Linked DNA regions of Homo sapiens: region 2 is linked to region 1. The links are chromatin loops, found by intact Hi-C in ENCODE. Cell type or tissue: A673. All regions are shown on one strand. Links, peaks and the distances in the headings refer to the core of each region. The heading gives the core; the rest is flanking DNA.

Evidence for each region. Hi-C counts contacts between places; a loop is a spot of excess contacts. Peaks named below come from ENCODE experiments on the same cell type or tissue, not always from the same donor. Only the 100,000 strongest peaks of a DNase experiment are listed, where the experiment ranks them.
Region 2: it touches region 1 in a loop (4-fold over the local background); 1 of 110 quality-filtered maps calls a loop at or near these places.

The regions. Positions count from the first base shown.
Region 1 is chr11:91,769,689-91,777,622 of GRCh38, reverse strand. No RefSeq gene overlaps it. Among named protein-coding and RNA genes, the nearest start is that of LINC02756, 21 kb to the left of the region's middle. In A673, for the core only: a CTCF peak has its summit at 4,340 (motif pointing left); a DNase peak (open chromatin) is centred at 4,322.
Region 2 is chr11:91,866,182-91,874,115 of GRCh38, reverse strand. It overlaps LINC02756 (long intergenic non-protein coding RNA 2756), which reads right to left. Exons shown (of 12, transcript NR_187312.1): 12 at 1,630-2,262. Among named protein-coding and RNA genes, the nearest start is that of LINC02756, 76 kb to the right of the region's middle. In A673, for the core only: no CTCF peak of the experiment used is centred there; DNase peaks (open chromatin) are centred at 2,615, 3,255, 4,165 and 4,815; H3K4me3 peaks cover 1,872 bases; H3K27ac peaks cover 2,929 bases.

The DNA of each region.
Region 1 (7,934 bases), core at 2,165-6,164:
CTATAAAATATTTATAAAATCTATATTACTAGCATATTTATTGCAAATAATTATTTTCTAGGGAAGTAAAAGGGTATTGAGTTTATATACTAGTGTACGTTGCACCAAGATAAAGCCAGTCAATGTTGATGTATGTGTGTTGCACCAAGATAGAGACAGTCAATGTGGAAGACTTTCAATAAATGTCTTACACATCACTGTCTTCTGAAACATATTATAGGCGAGGAAAGTGTGTGCACAGGAAGAGCTGAAGGTGAGCAAATTGTACCATCCACCCTCATGGAACTTAATGGTCAGAAGAGATACACATGTACATAAATTACCATATGAAAGAGCATGCTTCATGTCAAAAACTACGTGCTGTGGATATTCTCAAGAGAGAGCTTTCTTAAAATTAGGGAATCAAGGCAATAGCTCATTTGAACTGGACCTTGAAGGATAAGCAGTCTTGCCTATGTGGAAATAAGGGACATTTGGGAAAAAGGGACAACCAGAGCAGAGGCAGGAAATGAAAGCACAGAACATATCTGGAGAACATTGAGGGGATTAACTAGCAGAGTTAATGGGAATAATGAACGAACAAAGGGCAATAGTATATCTCAAAGATGCTGGAAAATGGCATGAACAGAAAAGGAGGGGAAGGGGCTGGAGAGACCCAGCAAGATAAGCAACTTTTCAACACTTTTTCAGAACTCTTTTTAGGGCTCCATGCTCATACATAGCTTTCAATTGGTGTGCCAGGCATTGGGCCAGCAACTAGATATGATTGGCTTCCTTCCCATTGAACCAGGGCCACGTGTTGCTGCATTGGGGACAACAAAAGGCAGTTTCTCAGCTGGAAAGAAGTGCTGTAATTGAGCTATAAGCATGGCACAATGAAGGAACAAAGAATGTATTGATTATTCAAGTCCTTATGGAATATAGAAATGCATAGAAAAGAACCTGAAGCAAAAATTTAAGATTTGTCATCATTGCTTCTAATTATTCTTAGTATCATGGAAGTCACCACATGAAGTAAAGTTGGGCTAAAACGTAGATGTTAACATACATTTAGTGTTTCCCACAGTGTTGAAATAGTTTTTCCATAGAATATTAAATTCTATGTGTTTTCCATAGATTATAAAATATGCAAAATGCACTAGGGGAAAAAAAGCGTTCTGTGGTCAAATAAGTTTGGCAAATGTTGCATATCAAGTCCCTCGTTGAAGATTCACCATATCCATTGGCATTTTAAAATCTGCGAGAAGTTCTATACTAGATAAAACTGTTTAATTTTGTTTAACTGTGTGCATTCTAAACTAATTTGACCACAAACCCATTTTTGCCTAACACATTAACATTTTACAAAATATGTATTTCAGGGAACTCACTTGGGATAACATTGATGACATTATTAGTAGAAACTCTTGATATAAGAAAGGCCACAGAAATGGTAGAAGCCAGTTGATTATTTGGAAGAGGACTTCCAGTTGAGAAGGTATCACAGTGGATAATCTCATCTCATGAAGGAAGTAAGCCAACCAACAACTCTGTAATAAATGTGTGCTATACATGTAGCACCTCAATCAAGTACAGTGCTGTTCATTGGAACTCAGTGCTGCCCTAATGCCGTGGAAGGCAACATCAGTCAGAACTTGGCTAGTGCCCATGGAGGGAGTATTTAGACCAGCCCTAGGAAGAGATTTCCTACTGTTGTGGCCTCAGAGAACATAATCCATTCAAAGTTTTTTCTTTTAAAATGTATTAATAATAAGACAAGAGCACTGATAACAATCCAAAAAAAAAAAAAAAAGAAAAGAAGCTTTTCAGCATATTGTTGATTTGGTCCTGGTTTAGTGGCTGAATGTTAATTACATTTGGTTGCCCAGTGGTTCTTTCCAATTTATAATTCATTAGTTAGAATTAAGAATTAGTTTAATCTTCCCAACCTAGAATTCCCAGACTTTCTATGTGCCCTTTAAGTGCTACTTGAAAACCAGCCAAAAAATATGTGTATATATACACACACACACACATATATATATATATACACACATATATATATTTTTCTGAACTCATCATTTTCTTTTTAAATGAACAATTGCTACTGCTCATACTCATGAAGCTTAAGGTCAGATAGGAGAAATAGCACATGCAACTAACTCATTCTTATGAGCCTTATGTTTTTCATGTTATTTGCTTAATGCCCAAAATTTATTACATACAGTATTTACTTCAAACTTATTACAAGTGATAGTTTTACCAAATATTAACAAAAGCTCCTCAATCCTTAGAGGCTTATCAAAATATATTCCTTTCTGGCTCACATTAATGCCCATGCAGGTCTTCAGCTTTGCTCCACATCTTCTTCATCCTGGAACCCAGGCTGAAGAAGCAGCTCCTGTTTGGACTTATTAATCACATGGAAAAGGGTAACGGATAGGGCACAATCATAGTCTTAAAGCTTCTGATCATTTTACTTCCAATTACTTTTCATTGACTAAAGTAAATCACATGGCCAAGCCAATCTGTCATGCAACTGTGAATATAATCTACCCACAGGAAATTACCATAAGGGGAGAGGTCATGAGATGAAGTAGCACATATTTGTGAACAAATATACAATCTATTATGCCTGAGATAATAAACACATAAAACAAAAGAATTAGGCATTTAACCTTGAAAAAACTTTAGAAGTCATTTGATCCAACCCTTCTTTTCTATAGATGAGAAAACTGGGACTCAGAAATGATCACTAACATATCGAAGTTCAAATAGAATACTAGTTTCAAAATTCAAACTGTTTATTAGATTTTTAATTTTTTTTCTTCTACAGCTTTATGGAAGTTTAATTAACGTACTACATATATTTAACTTTCAAAGGGTTATGACTTATCTATTAACTGTGAAACCTTTACCACATCAAGATAATGAACATAGAGGAGGAGACAGAGCAAGATGGCTCAATGGAAGCCTCCACCACTCATCCCCCCTTAGGAAAACAAAATTTAACAGCTATCTACACACAAAAAAACACACCTTCATAAAATGCAAAAATTAGGTGAGTGATTACAGCACCTGGTTTTAAACTCATATCAGTGAAAGAGACATTGAAGAGGGTAGGAAAAGCAGTCTTGAATTGTTAACACTAACCTGTACACCATCAGCATCCTGTGGTGCTGAGAGAGAATTTGTGTGTTTGAGAGAGGGAGAGCACAGCGATTTTAGGGCTTTTCATTGAGACTCAGTGCTGCCCTAATGTAGTGGAAAGCAACACCAGTCAGAATTCAGCCAGTGCCCATGGAGGGAGCATTTAGACCGGCCCTAGCCAGAGGGAAGTCAACCATCCCAGTGGTTGGAACTTGAGTTTTGGCAAGCCTTGCCACCACAGGCTGAAGTGCTCTGGGGGTTCTAAATAAACTTGAAAGGCAGTCTAGGCCACAAGGAATGCAACTCCTGGGCAAGTCCTAGTGCTGTCCTGGTCTTGGAGCCATTGGACTTGGGGGGCAAAAGATCTAGTGAGTTACTGGCTGGTCAGCCAAGGGAGTGGTTGCACCACCCTTAACCCAGCCTCAATCAGCACAGCTTGCAGCTCTGAAGGAGACCCCTGCCTTCTGCTTGAGAAGAGGAGAGAGAAGAGTAAAGATGACCTTGTCTTACAACTTGGATACCAGCTTAGCCACAGTAGGATAGGGCACTCGGCAGAGTAGTGAGTCTTTAGCTCCTTCAGGTCTTGGGCCTGAAGTGAACATTAATGGTAGCCTGGCAGTAGTCCTTATAGGCCTGGGGTGCAGTTGGACATGGAGAGAGACTCCTGTATCTGGGAAAAAGGGAGGGAAGAGTGAGAAGAACTTTGCCTTGTGGTTTTGGTGCCAGCTCAGCTGTAGTATGATAGAGTACTAGGTAGATTTTTAAGGTTTCTGACTCCAGGCCCTGGCTCCCTGACAGCATCTCTGGACCCAGCAGTTCCCAGGGGAACTCCCAGCCCTGTAAAAAAGGACACAAGCCTGGCTGGCTTTGTCATCTGCTGATTCTAGAGCCCTGGGGCCTTCAGAGAACATAGACAATAGCCAGGTAGTGGTTAAAGTGGGCCTTAGATGAGACCTAGTATTGTGCTGGCTTCAGGTCTAACCCAACACAGTCCCAGGGGTGGTGGCCACAGGGTGCTAGTGTCACCCCTCCTACGGCTCCAGGGAGCTCAGCACAGAAAGAGAGACTCCATTTGTTTGGGAGAAAATAGGGATAGAGAACAAGAGTCTCTGCCTGGTAATCCAGAGAATTCTTCCAGATCTTATCCATGACCACCAATGTGGTGCCTCTGTGAGGCTGCAAGAAGCACAGCGTTACTGGGCTTGGGGTGCCCCCTAATGCAGATATAGCTGCAGTGACCAAAAATGTAGATCACAACACTCAAGTCCCTTTGAATAACTGGAAAGCCTTACCAAGAAGGATGGGTACAAACAAGCCCAGACTGCCAAGACTACAATAAACATGAAACTCTTTAATGCCCAGACACTGGAAAACATCAAGACCATCCAGAAAAACATGAGCTGACCAAAAAAGTGAAATAAGGCACCAAGGACCAAGCCCAGAGAGGCAGACATATGTGACATTTCAGACAAAGAATTCAAAAATCTGTTTTGAGAAAACTCAGAGAGATTCAAGATAATACAGAGAAAAAATTTAGAATTCTGTCTGATAAACTTAACAGAGATTGAAATAATTAAAAAGAATCAAGCATAAATTCTAGAGTTGAAAAATGCAATTGACATCCTGAAGAATGCATCAGAGTCTTTTAATAGCAGAATAGATGAGGCAGAATAAATAATTAGTGAGGTTGAAGACAGGCTATTTTAAAATACACAGTCAGAGGAGACAAAAGAAAAAATAATAAAAAAGAATAAAGCATGTCTATAAGATCTAGAAAATAGCCTCAAAAGAAAATAGCCTCAAAAAGGCAAATCTAAGAGTTAACGGCCTTAAAGTGGGGTGGGGGGGAGGGTGGAGAGAGAGAGAGAGAGAGAGAGAAGTTTATTCAAAGGGATAATAACAGAGAATTTCCCAAACTAGAGAAAGATATCAACATTCAAGCACAAGAAAATTATAGAACACCAAGCAGATTTAACCCAAAAAAGACTACCTCAAGTCATTTAATAATCAAATTCCTAAAGCTCAAAAATAAAGAATGGATCTTAAAAGAAGCAAGATAAAATAAACAAATAACATACAATGAAACTGCAATATGTCTGGCAGCAGACTTTGCAGTGGCAACCTTATGGACCGAGAGAGTGGCATAACATATTTAAAGTGCTGAAGGAAAAGAAAAGATTTTTCCTAGAATAATATATCCAGCGAAATATGCTTCAAACATGAAGGAGAAATATTTTCCCAGACAAACAAAAGGGTTTTCATCAACACTGAACCTGTCCTACAAGAAATGCTAAAGGTAGTTCTTCATTCTGAAGGAAAAGAATGTTAATGAGCAATAAGAAATTATCTTGAGGTACAAAGCTCACTGGCAATAGTAAGTGCACAGAAACACACAGAATATTATAGCACTGGAATCATGATATGTAAACCACTCATATCTTAAATAGACAAAAAGATGAAACAAACAAAAATAATAACTACACAACTTTTCCTGACATAGGCAGTACAGTAAGATATAAGTAGAAAAGAACAAAAAGTTAAAAACTGGGGGAATGAAGTTGAAGTGTAGAGTTTTTATTTTCTATTTGCTTGTGTTTTGGCTAGTTTTTTTTTTTAGGAAATCAGTGTTGTTATCAGTTTAAAATAATGGGCTCTTTTATTTGCAAGCCTCATGGTAACCTCAAATCAAAAATATACAACTAATACTAAAGAAACAAGCAAGGAGCTAAACCATACCATCAGAGAACATCACCTTCACTAAAAGAAAGGCAGGCAGGAAGGAAACAAGGAAGAAAAGACCACAAACCACCAAAAACCAAATAACAAAATGGCAGGAGTGAGTGTTTACTTATCAAGAATAACATTACAAGTAAATGGATTAATCTCTACACATATAGACTGAAAATAAAGGGATGGAAAAAGATATTTCATTCCAATGGAAATAAACAAACAAAAAGAGCAGAAGTATCTACACTTATATCAGACAAAATAGATTTCAAGAAAAAATCTATATACAGAGAAAAAAAGATCATTATATAATGATAAAAAAGTCAATTCAGCAAGAGGTTATAACAATTGTAAATATATATGCACCCAACACTGGAACAACCAGACATATAAAGCAACTATTATTAGAGCTAAAGAAAGAGATAGATCCCAATACAATAATAGCTGGAGACTTTAAAACTACACTTTCAGCATTGAAGAAATCTCCCAGAGAGAAAATCAACAAAGAAACCTCAGACTTGTACTGCACCATAGTCCAAATGGACGTAATACATATTTACAGAACGTTCCATCCAATGGCTGCAAAATACACATTCTTCTCCTCAGTGCATGGATCATTCTCAAGAATAGATCCTATGGTGGGCCACAAAACAATTCTTAAAACATTCAAAAAATTCAAATAATGTCAAGTATTTTTTCTGTCCACAATGGAAGTAAAATAGAAATCAATAACAAGAGGATTTTTAAACTATATAAACACATGGAAATTAAACAATATGCTCTTGAATGACCAGTTGATCCATGAAGATATTAAGAAAGAAACTGAAAAATTTTTTGAAACATATGATAATAAAAACACAACAATTATTTCAAGTGGTAAGTCTGGCCCTTGTTGCTCCCTCATGGTTAAAAACAGAAGTTGAATTTTTAAATGTCTTAATTATTTTTCTGTTTCATTATTACAGATATAATTTCCCAAAACTATGTTTTTAGCAGACTTTTTATTGTCAGGAACTTACACATACCTGATTTGCAAAGTTGAAAAAGACCATCATGAGCCTTAGGATAGAGATTCACTGTTGAGAACTGATTGAAACTGGTTGGTGCAGATTAATAATGAGAACAGCAATGAGAATATTAAGATCAGAACTAAATTAAACTGTTGCTAATTTGAATTTCTATTTTTTTAGTTAAATAAAGCCTTATGAATTTTACTGTCAATGTAGTTATAAATAATTGTGTCAGAGAGGGTGATTTTAAGTAAGACAGCAAATTAAAAACTCATCACCCCAATTTTCCAGAACAAGAATCTTAACGTAATTGTCTAATGAAAAGAATAAAAATACTTTCTTAATTTTCCCAACTCTAAAAATTTAGGAAGCTTTAATATAGATATAATGCTCCCTCAGGTTTAAGAGTAAGAAAGTATTTTGTGGTTAATACTTTGTGTAGGTCAAATTGTTGGTCACTGTGGTGGATTAATTGCCATAAAAGCTCCAATGGGTTCACATATTCCTCTTTCCAAGCTTTTCAGTAGTGCCCCCTTACAGTAACTCTGGCCTTGGCCATGTGGCTTAATTGGGTCAATGGGATGTTTGCAAATGTGATATAAGTAAGGACTTAAAAAGCACTTGTACATTGGGTCTTGCTTTTTCTTCTTCTTGGAACCATACTGTCACTCTTTATATAAACTTGGGCTAGACTACTGGGTATTGATAGACCTTATTAAGGAGAAAATAGGGACTCCAGTTGACCTGGCAGCTGACTGACCCTGGTTGAGTCCTGGCTGAAATCTGCTTTCCAGGCCCAGATTAGCTGAGCCTAGCCCAAACTGCCTACTAATGGAATTATGAGTTAAATTATTTCATTGTAATTTAAACTACTAAATTTTGGGATGGTTTGTCATGCAGCAAAACTAATTAATAAACTCTCTTAGCTGATGTGAGTTCAGGTGAGAGAGTAAAAATTCCTCCACTGTGTTTAGCAGAAATAGTACTGGAATTCACTGGGTACTCCTAGTTGAGTTTCAGCTTTTATTCTAGTAAAAAGCTATTCAAGTTGTAGGATATCCTGTTTTG
Region 2 (7,934 bases), core at 2,368-6,367, 96 kb before region 1:
AGAGATATTGTGAAAATCAGCTAGATGCATGAATATGAAATGCTCTGACCCTAAGCTACATAGAAACATAAGGTTTATCTTTTCTATTCTTTTATTCTTTTAAAAACCTCACCAAATATCTTCATCACCCGGTAAAAACAGCAGTGTATTCTTGAGCTACAATATGAAGATGCTTTTAATAAATTTGAGCCAGCTCTGCCCGTCTGCTGACCTACTATGCTTGTGCTGTTTGCAGACAGGAACTGTGCTTTCTTGGCAAAACCAGAGGTGTCCAGCCAAGACTGGCCTGCCTGAGGAAGGCAGAGAAGATCTCTCAGAGGAATTCCAGTTCACAGGATTCAAATAGCATTTAGCCTAGAGCCCTGAAAGTGGTTCCTCTTAGAGAGCATTTTGCTTTCATGGGCTTGACTCAACTATTGTGTTTTTCTATTTTTATATTCTTCTTCCAAATAACATTAATTTTGACAGACCAAAGCTGGAAAGAAATAACAGCTATGAGACCAAAGAGAAGACAATTTTTTTCTGATTGGAGGTAAAGTATATGTATGAGGTAATACAAAAAGGAAAAGACTTAGGACTTTCCTCAAGAAGTTAATGGTCTAGTTTTGAAAGAAATGTGCACCTAAACAAGAGGTGAAGTTAGGGGAAGAGGTAGGCAGAAGAAACACAAAGCAGGCTGTTGTATGGTGCTGGGGGAGAGACACTGGAAAGGCTTATGGACAAAGAAGACTGAACAAAGGAATACTGAAGATTATTCCAGAATGTCTAATATAAATGCAAAAGTCCAGAATTCCTCTATTCCTCTAGGGGGAAATTTCTACTCTATAGAAAACTTGGTGAAGTAAAGGCAATGGTTAAAAAAAAAAAAAAAAAAAGAAGAGAGAGAGACCTGAGTTTCTCTCTTGAATTGTGGAGAGGAAGCAAACAGACAAGGGCTTTCTAAAAACAGACTCCCTGGACGGGCACAGATAGAGACAGTGAGGGATGCGGGGCGGTCTCATTCCTGGGACCACTGCTAACAGTAAGCTTTGTTGTCTTGTTTTTATAAAGAACTGTTTCTGCTTTCTTATACAAATACCTCTTTTGATCACCTTGAGCTACACATGACTTTATCACTGAGAGCATCATGCGTGTATGAAGGTAAAGTGCATGTGTGTGTGCGTGCATATACATGTGCATGCTTAGGGTGGCACAGGAAGAGGTGGTTATTAAAAAATTCCATTTGCAAAACAATGTGCTATTCAGTATCAACAAATACCAAGCATAAATTGTGCACTAGATGTAGCAATAGGGTCTAGGGTACAGTAATGTTCAATTCAGATATGATCTGTATCTCCATTGAGTTTATAATCTAGATTATAGGAGGGGTAAATTCTAGGAGATATGGCTTTTTGGGGGCTATTTTATTCTTTTCATAGCATATTGGAAATTGTCTGGTGGCTAAGCTAAAATTACATTTTCATAAAAAATAATCCCCTTTCTTTGCAATGAGATAGAGCATTAAGAATTTAGGTGAAGTCATAAACGTGATCAGCACAGCAAGCTGCACCAAGGCGCATAGTGATTGAGGCCACAGGGAAAGCTTAAAATGCCATTGATTTATTGTGCACACAGGCATCCCAAGCCTCTGAAATGATAAGAAAGCAAAGTGGAGGCAGGCTGTAAGATGATGAGGCAAATCACATTCCATGGGAAACCAGGAGCTCCTCAGAGACTGTGATCTGAACTTCAACAGCTGCTTAGCGTTAGGGAGTTTGGTGAAATGTGGATTTGGATAAGGATGGGAATACAGGGGAGAGGGATAAGGGCCCAGAGAGACTCGTGAAAACTTTCTCCCACCAGCGGTTGCATGGAAGTCTGACATAGTAGATTTTCCAGCTCTGTGGTCAGGTGAGGTGGGTGTCTCTTGGTCAAATTGTCCCTTTATAGCATGGAGGTATGTGTTATCTAGGCTGGAGGGGAGCAGGTGCTTGGCTGATTTTATGTGTAATCACAGAGATGGAGAGAGAAAACTAAAACAAAATTCAGGTACCAGGGGGCCTTCCATTTAATACTCCCAGAGGGATTCAGGCACCATGGGCCCAGGGCCATGACAGTTAGAGCTGTGAGTTTTATAACTTCCTGTGTTAGTCATCTTGTGTTGTCCCCTTTACATTTCCTTCTAGTCATTGGCAATAAAACTCTTATAATGAAGAAGTGTATTTTTCTTCAGAGTCAACAGGATATTAAATCACCTCCGCAGCCATGGTTTTTTCCTCCTCCCTGTTGTGGGGGGAGAAAGAAATGAGAGAGTAGTGACTACTTTGAGAAGATGGGAAATTGGGTTGTATTCTCAGGTTTTTTGCATAGAAGAATTTGAACTGGGCACTGTCTCTGAGCTAAGCCTGTGTGAAAACCCTGAAGCTAGTCTTGCACTTGATTCCAAATGACATTTTCTTTTTTCTGTAATACTTTTGCATGCTTGTATACTTTTCATTTTCCATTTGCCTGTCCCTCCCAACTCACCCAGCTTCCTCCTCTGCTTTTCTCTGTCCTGTCCTATACGCTGAGTGGGCTGACACCTCAGACGATCATACCTCCTTTGCTGCCTGGATTCCAGTGAGGCTTAGCTTATGGAAGGCAGTCGTAAAAAATTGGAGGGTGGGACAAGGAAGAAGTATTCACTCCCCACTTCTTTTCTATGCTGGACACATTCTGTGGCAGAGCATGTCCCTCTGGGAATACGTCTCCTGCCGGGCAGCCCTTCTCCAAGATTCCCATGTTCACTGGGCTTTGTTAGTACTATTTCCTTGCCTTGCCTTGCCTTTCTAAGCCTAAGGTAGTGGTGGCTTTTGATTCTTGATAGTTTCTATGTTCTCCACCATTTTTGCTGACTTGTCTAATGTTGCTCATGCCTCTGTAGATAATCCATTCCTTGAAGTCTGAGTAGGATTCTGTTCCCTACAAAATACAGCTCAAAAGAGCTACTTAAAGGCAGGCTCTGTATATAATTATTGTTTTTAAACTTTTTGTTTCTAGGCTTAGTCAAGTGCCAGACACTGAAAAAACTAACAGATTCAACTTCCTCCACATCTAATCCATGAGGAAATCTGACTGGTTTTACTCTAATGCATAACTTAAACTCGTCACATTCTTTCCATCTTCAGTGCTATAACCCTAGTCCAAGTGGCATTAATTGTCATCGGGATTCTGCAATAGCCAATTGCCTCCAATGGGTCCCTTTGTTTCTCCTCCAATACCATGTAGTTGAGTCTCTACACAGAAGCCAGTCAAAACGATCTTTTATAAATTTGAAGTCAGATCATGTCATTCTCCGCCCAAATGTTTCCAATGGCTTCCCACTGCATTAAAATTAGATTAAAAGCTATTGCCCTGGGCAACAAAGCTCAACATAATCTGTCCCTGTCTACCTCCTAGAGCTCATCTACCTCTGCCCTGTCTTGTCCGCAAAGCACTTATTACTCTGCCTTCTTGAAAATGACAAACTTATTCCATCTTAAAGTGACATCTATGCATTGTATTATTTCTTCTCTGTGCTCTCACATGGCTGGTTCCTTCTGGTCATTCAGTTCTCAGCTCTGACTTTCTGAAAGCATCTCTTTCTGGACGCTCTAATGCAGCACTTTGTTCTTCCCCAAGTCATTCTTTAGTACATCATTTCATTTTATTTTCTCATGGAACTCATCTCCATCTGAAATTATGGCCCTTATTTACTTACTTTTTTGCTTAGAGTCTGACTCTCTAATGAGAAGGGAAGATCTATGAGAGCAGGACATATATAGGAAAATATCTTGCCAGTCTTATTTCCTACCATTGTCTCTGCAATGTATAGGAATGCCTAGCCCATAAGTGCTACACACACACACATACACACACACATGCATACACATAGACACACACAGACACACACACACAGACACACACAGAGCAAGAGAGAGAAAGAGAGTGGGGAGAGAGAGAGAGATGAAAGATTTACTGATCAGCATTCTTCTCAATGCTTTACATAGATTATTTATTTTAATCCCCAGTACAACTCCATTCATCAAGAACTATTATTATCCTTGTTTTACAAATGAAGAAACTAAGCACAGGGAAGTTAAATAACTTGCCAAAGGATATACCCAATTAGGAAGTAGCAGAGCCAAAATTTGAAATCTGGCCATCTGGCTCTTAGCTGCTCTTAACTGCTAAACTATACAGAGTCCTAACATTTGTTCAATATATTAATGAACACTTCCTGTCAGCTTCTTCCGTTTCACACTTGGACTTTAGAAAAAACGAAGCTATCCAATTTTTAAATGTGGGAGCCTGCCTGACCCCATGCTGAGGGATTTTCTCCCCTTGAAAAAGGATACTATGAAGCCAGGACAGCCAGTGAGGCACAAATCTCTTTCTTGAATGCAAGCCCTTTGGGGAAAGTTTCCAAAGATCCCCAGAAGTGCTGAGCCTGTGGTCTGCCAGAAATGTGGCCCGGAACTTCACGGCAGGAATATTTTTTTCTCAGTTTTCCCTCATTAACTAATTCAGAAAACATTTAATAAGCAGTTTTGTTGCACCAGACACCTGAGACACAGAGATGAATAAGACAAGTGCTCAGCTCTTAATGAGTTTACAGGCTGGTGGAACATCAACTCTATTTTTGGACACACATTCTACTTGTTCATCTATTTTTATTTTGAATCAATTAAAGATGAGAAATTAGAACAGTTTTCTGAACTGACCAACTCTGTGCCTGGAATGGAGCTGCAACTTTGTCCACTGCTGAAGCTGGCCTCAGGTTCAGACTCATGCCAAGAAGCCCAGTGTTCACAGACTCGTCTACAAGTGTGGTGCTGTTTCTTTTACAGCTCCTTTTTGATGACTGTGCCATAGTGGCTGCGCATTTGGAAGTACTTGCCGACTTTTTGAAACTACCCTTTCCTGTCTCAGCCTTAATCCCATTTTGACAGGTAACACTCCAGCACAGGCTTTTCTGCATTAGAGCAATGTTGCTCCCATGCTGACCTTCATCTTCACTCTCCCTTGGCACTGGAGGAAATTACCTACACCCATTTATCTCCTTTTCTTGTAATTCAATCACTCCTATTCATTATTTCTATAGCTGTCTTCCAATTGCTCCCAATTTGTCTATTTCATGCTATTACCCAAGCACCTGAAAACCAACATGGTCTACCACATGGCAGCTCCATATAGGGATCACCTTGCAACCATGTGCAGTAACGCATCTTAAAATACAGCCAAGAAATGCACCCTGTTTTTTATTCAGTTTCACTGCACCATAAGCTTATGTTGAAGTGTCTAATATCACCTTCCTGTTCTTTTTATTCTTTTTTTTTCTTGCTGGTCTTGTTGCTTTCCAGTTTTCTCCCTGGAAATTTAAATAGCTGTGTTTCAGGTTCCTTTCCTCCAGATGTATTAATTTTCAGGTCTCCTTGCTAAAGCTCATTTGGTCATTTCCTGACTATATTTCTAAGCACTGAAGCCACTTTACATAACGTGCCTGTCCTTAGTGATTTTGCTATGACTTTTATTTCAGCTTGATCTGCAAATTTAATTAGTGAGTTCCATGTCTTTCCATTTTAAAGAGTACATAAGATAATGTCAGTTCTCTACAACAGCAGGTGGATAATAGAAACAAACAAGCAGGGAGATTTTACCTTGAACTGCTCTCTGCAAAGTAAGGAGTGAGAGAAATCAAAGAAGATGTTGAAGACATGACACAACAGCTGGGAATGTGACCTTACTGTAGCAGATGCCCCCAAAATTTGCTGGGCTGTTATGCACAGATGGTGTGGCAGTACCTGCCAGTACAGTTTCAGAAGCAAAAAAGCAAAAGAAGATTGAGGCAGAGAAGTGCGATCTCAGTTTAGAAAAGGGCCTAGGGAGACACAGCCTCAAATATGAATGGCTTTTGCAATTTAATCTCTAGGAATAAAGTCAACATCTGTCTTAGGTCAGATTTCCGGGAAACAGACTCAGATGGAATTTTACTGGGGAGTTCTCCCAGAAACAACACCTGTGAAGGAATGAAGGCAGCAGGGCTGGGCAGAAGGAGGAATTGGACTGTTAAATAGTATAAACAGGACCTCAGCTGATCTCACGGACTGTCTTAAGCTGAGATGCCTCTTCAGCAGGATCATACTTTGAGGCAAGGGACTAAGCCTTTATATCCCCACATGGGCCAGTCATTGGACTTGAGCTGCCTGTGGAAAGGGAGCATGAATTTGAATGAGGCTGCTCTTGAGGAAGGCACATTTCTGGAAAAGAACTTGGCTGAGATTCATTGCAGCCAACTCTCTCAGCAGTTGGGAGAATGATTTTCTCAATCCTGGAGGGCATCTGGGTGGCATGCCACATCACCCACTACAACATCTTAGAAAGACCATGCAAACTCACAGCGACATCTCACAGTATGCATTCCCTATTCAGCATTCAGCAAAAGGCTTCTCTCTTATGTCTTCTGTGACTCAGCTGTCATTTGGCCTTCTTGACTGCTCCTTCTCAGTCACCCATTGTTCTCCTTTTTTTTTTTTTATTTGCCTTTTAAATAGGGGCACATTCATTTGTTCCTTCAACAAGTAATTATTAAGTGCCCATTTTGTTCCAGGTCTTCGGTAATATACTATTTTTGACTCTTTTTAATTCCTTTTTTTCTGTGAAGTCTTATCCACTTAAATTTTGCCTTGATTCTCTCCTTTAGTAATTTCCAATTCTTTAAGTACAGCTTTAGCCTCATTTCTAAAAGAGCAATCCAATTTCTAACTCTTGACTTGTGTGCCTCCCATTGAATGTGTCCAGTAGTGGAGGCAGTCAGTATCTTCCCCTGATCCAAGCCTATCTCATTTAATGAAACATCACATAGCCAGTTTCACAAGAAGGAAATACCTGGAGTGGTCTCAAATCTTGTTGTTGAACATACAATTCATCAGCATTGACATCATCTGGGAGCTTCTTAGAAATACAGAATCTTATGCCTCACCAGACCTACTGAATTGGAATATCCATTTTAACCAGAACAATGATTTATATGCATATCAACATAGGAGAAGCACAGACCTAAAACTTTCTTCTCCTCCAAACTCCATACCCAATAGGTAGGTAATTCTGCTTTGTCTTTTAGTCCCTCTCTCAGGAATATTAAAATAACTTCCTAAGAAATCTTACTGACTGCAGTCTTTCTCTTATAGTTGATCCTTCAGACCTATGTATACCTATCATTCTAAAACACATCACGTCCTCTTGCATAAACTTTGAATTGCTTCCAAAGGCTAAAGGATAAAGTCCAAGTCCCGCCATGAAGTTCATACCCTACCTTTCTGTTTTCCCCTTCTACATACTCACACTCTAGCTTTACTCCTTTACTCTTAATACACATTTACACCGTTACACCTTTACCACCATCATGTCATCTTTCATGCTCTTCTTTTGTAGCATTCTATTGCCTCTTACTTTGCCTATGCAAATCTTACTTAGCTTTTAAGATCAAGCCTAAATGCCTTGTCTTCCTTCAAGCTTCCTGCCTGAGCGAATACCAAAACACATTGGTCATCTCTATTTTGCAACATTTTCATTCTACTTTGTGTGAAGCCTGTCTTTTATACCTAGAAAAAGACTTAACACATCATAATAGGGTACACACACATACACAGTCATATCTCACTTAATGATGGGGATATATTCTGAGAAATGTGTCATTAGGCAATTTCATTCTTGTCCAAACATCACAGAGTATACATACACAAACCTAGACAACATTGCCTACTATACACCTAGGCTATATGATATAGCCTATTGCTCCTAGACTACAAATCTTTATAGCATGTTACCTTACTGAATACTGTAGGCAACTGTAACACAGTGGTATTTGTATTTCTAAACATTTCTAAACATAGAAAAAGTACAGCAAAAATATAGTGTTGCACTTTTATGGAACC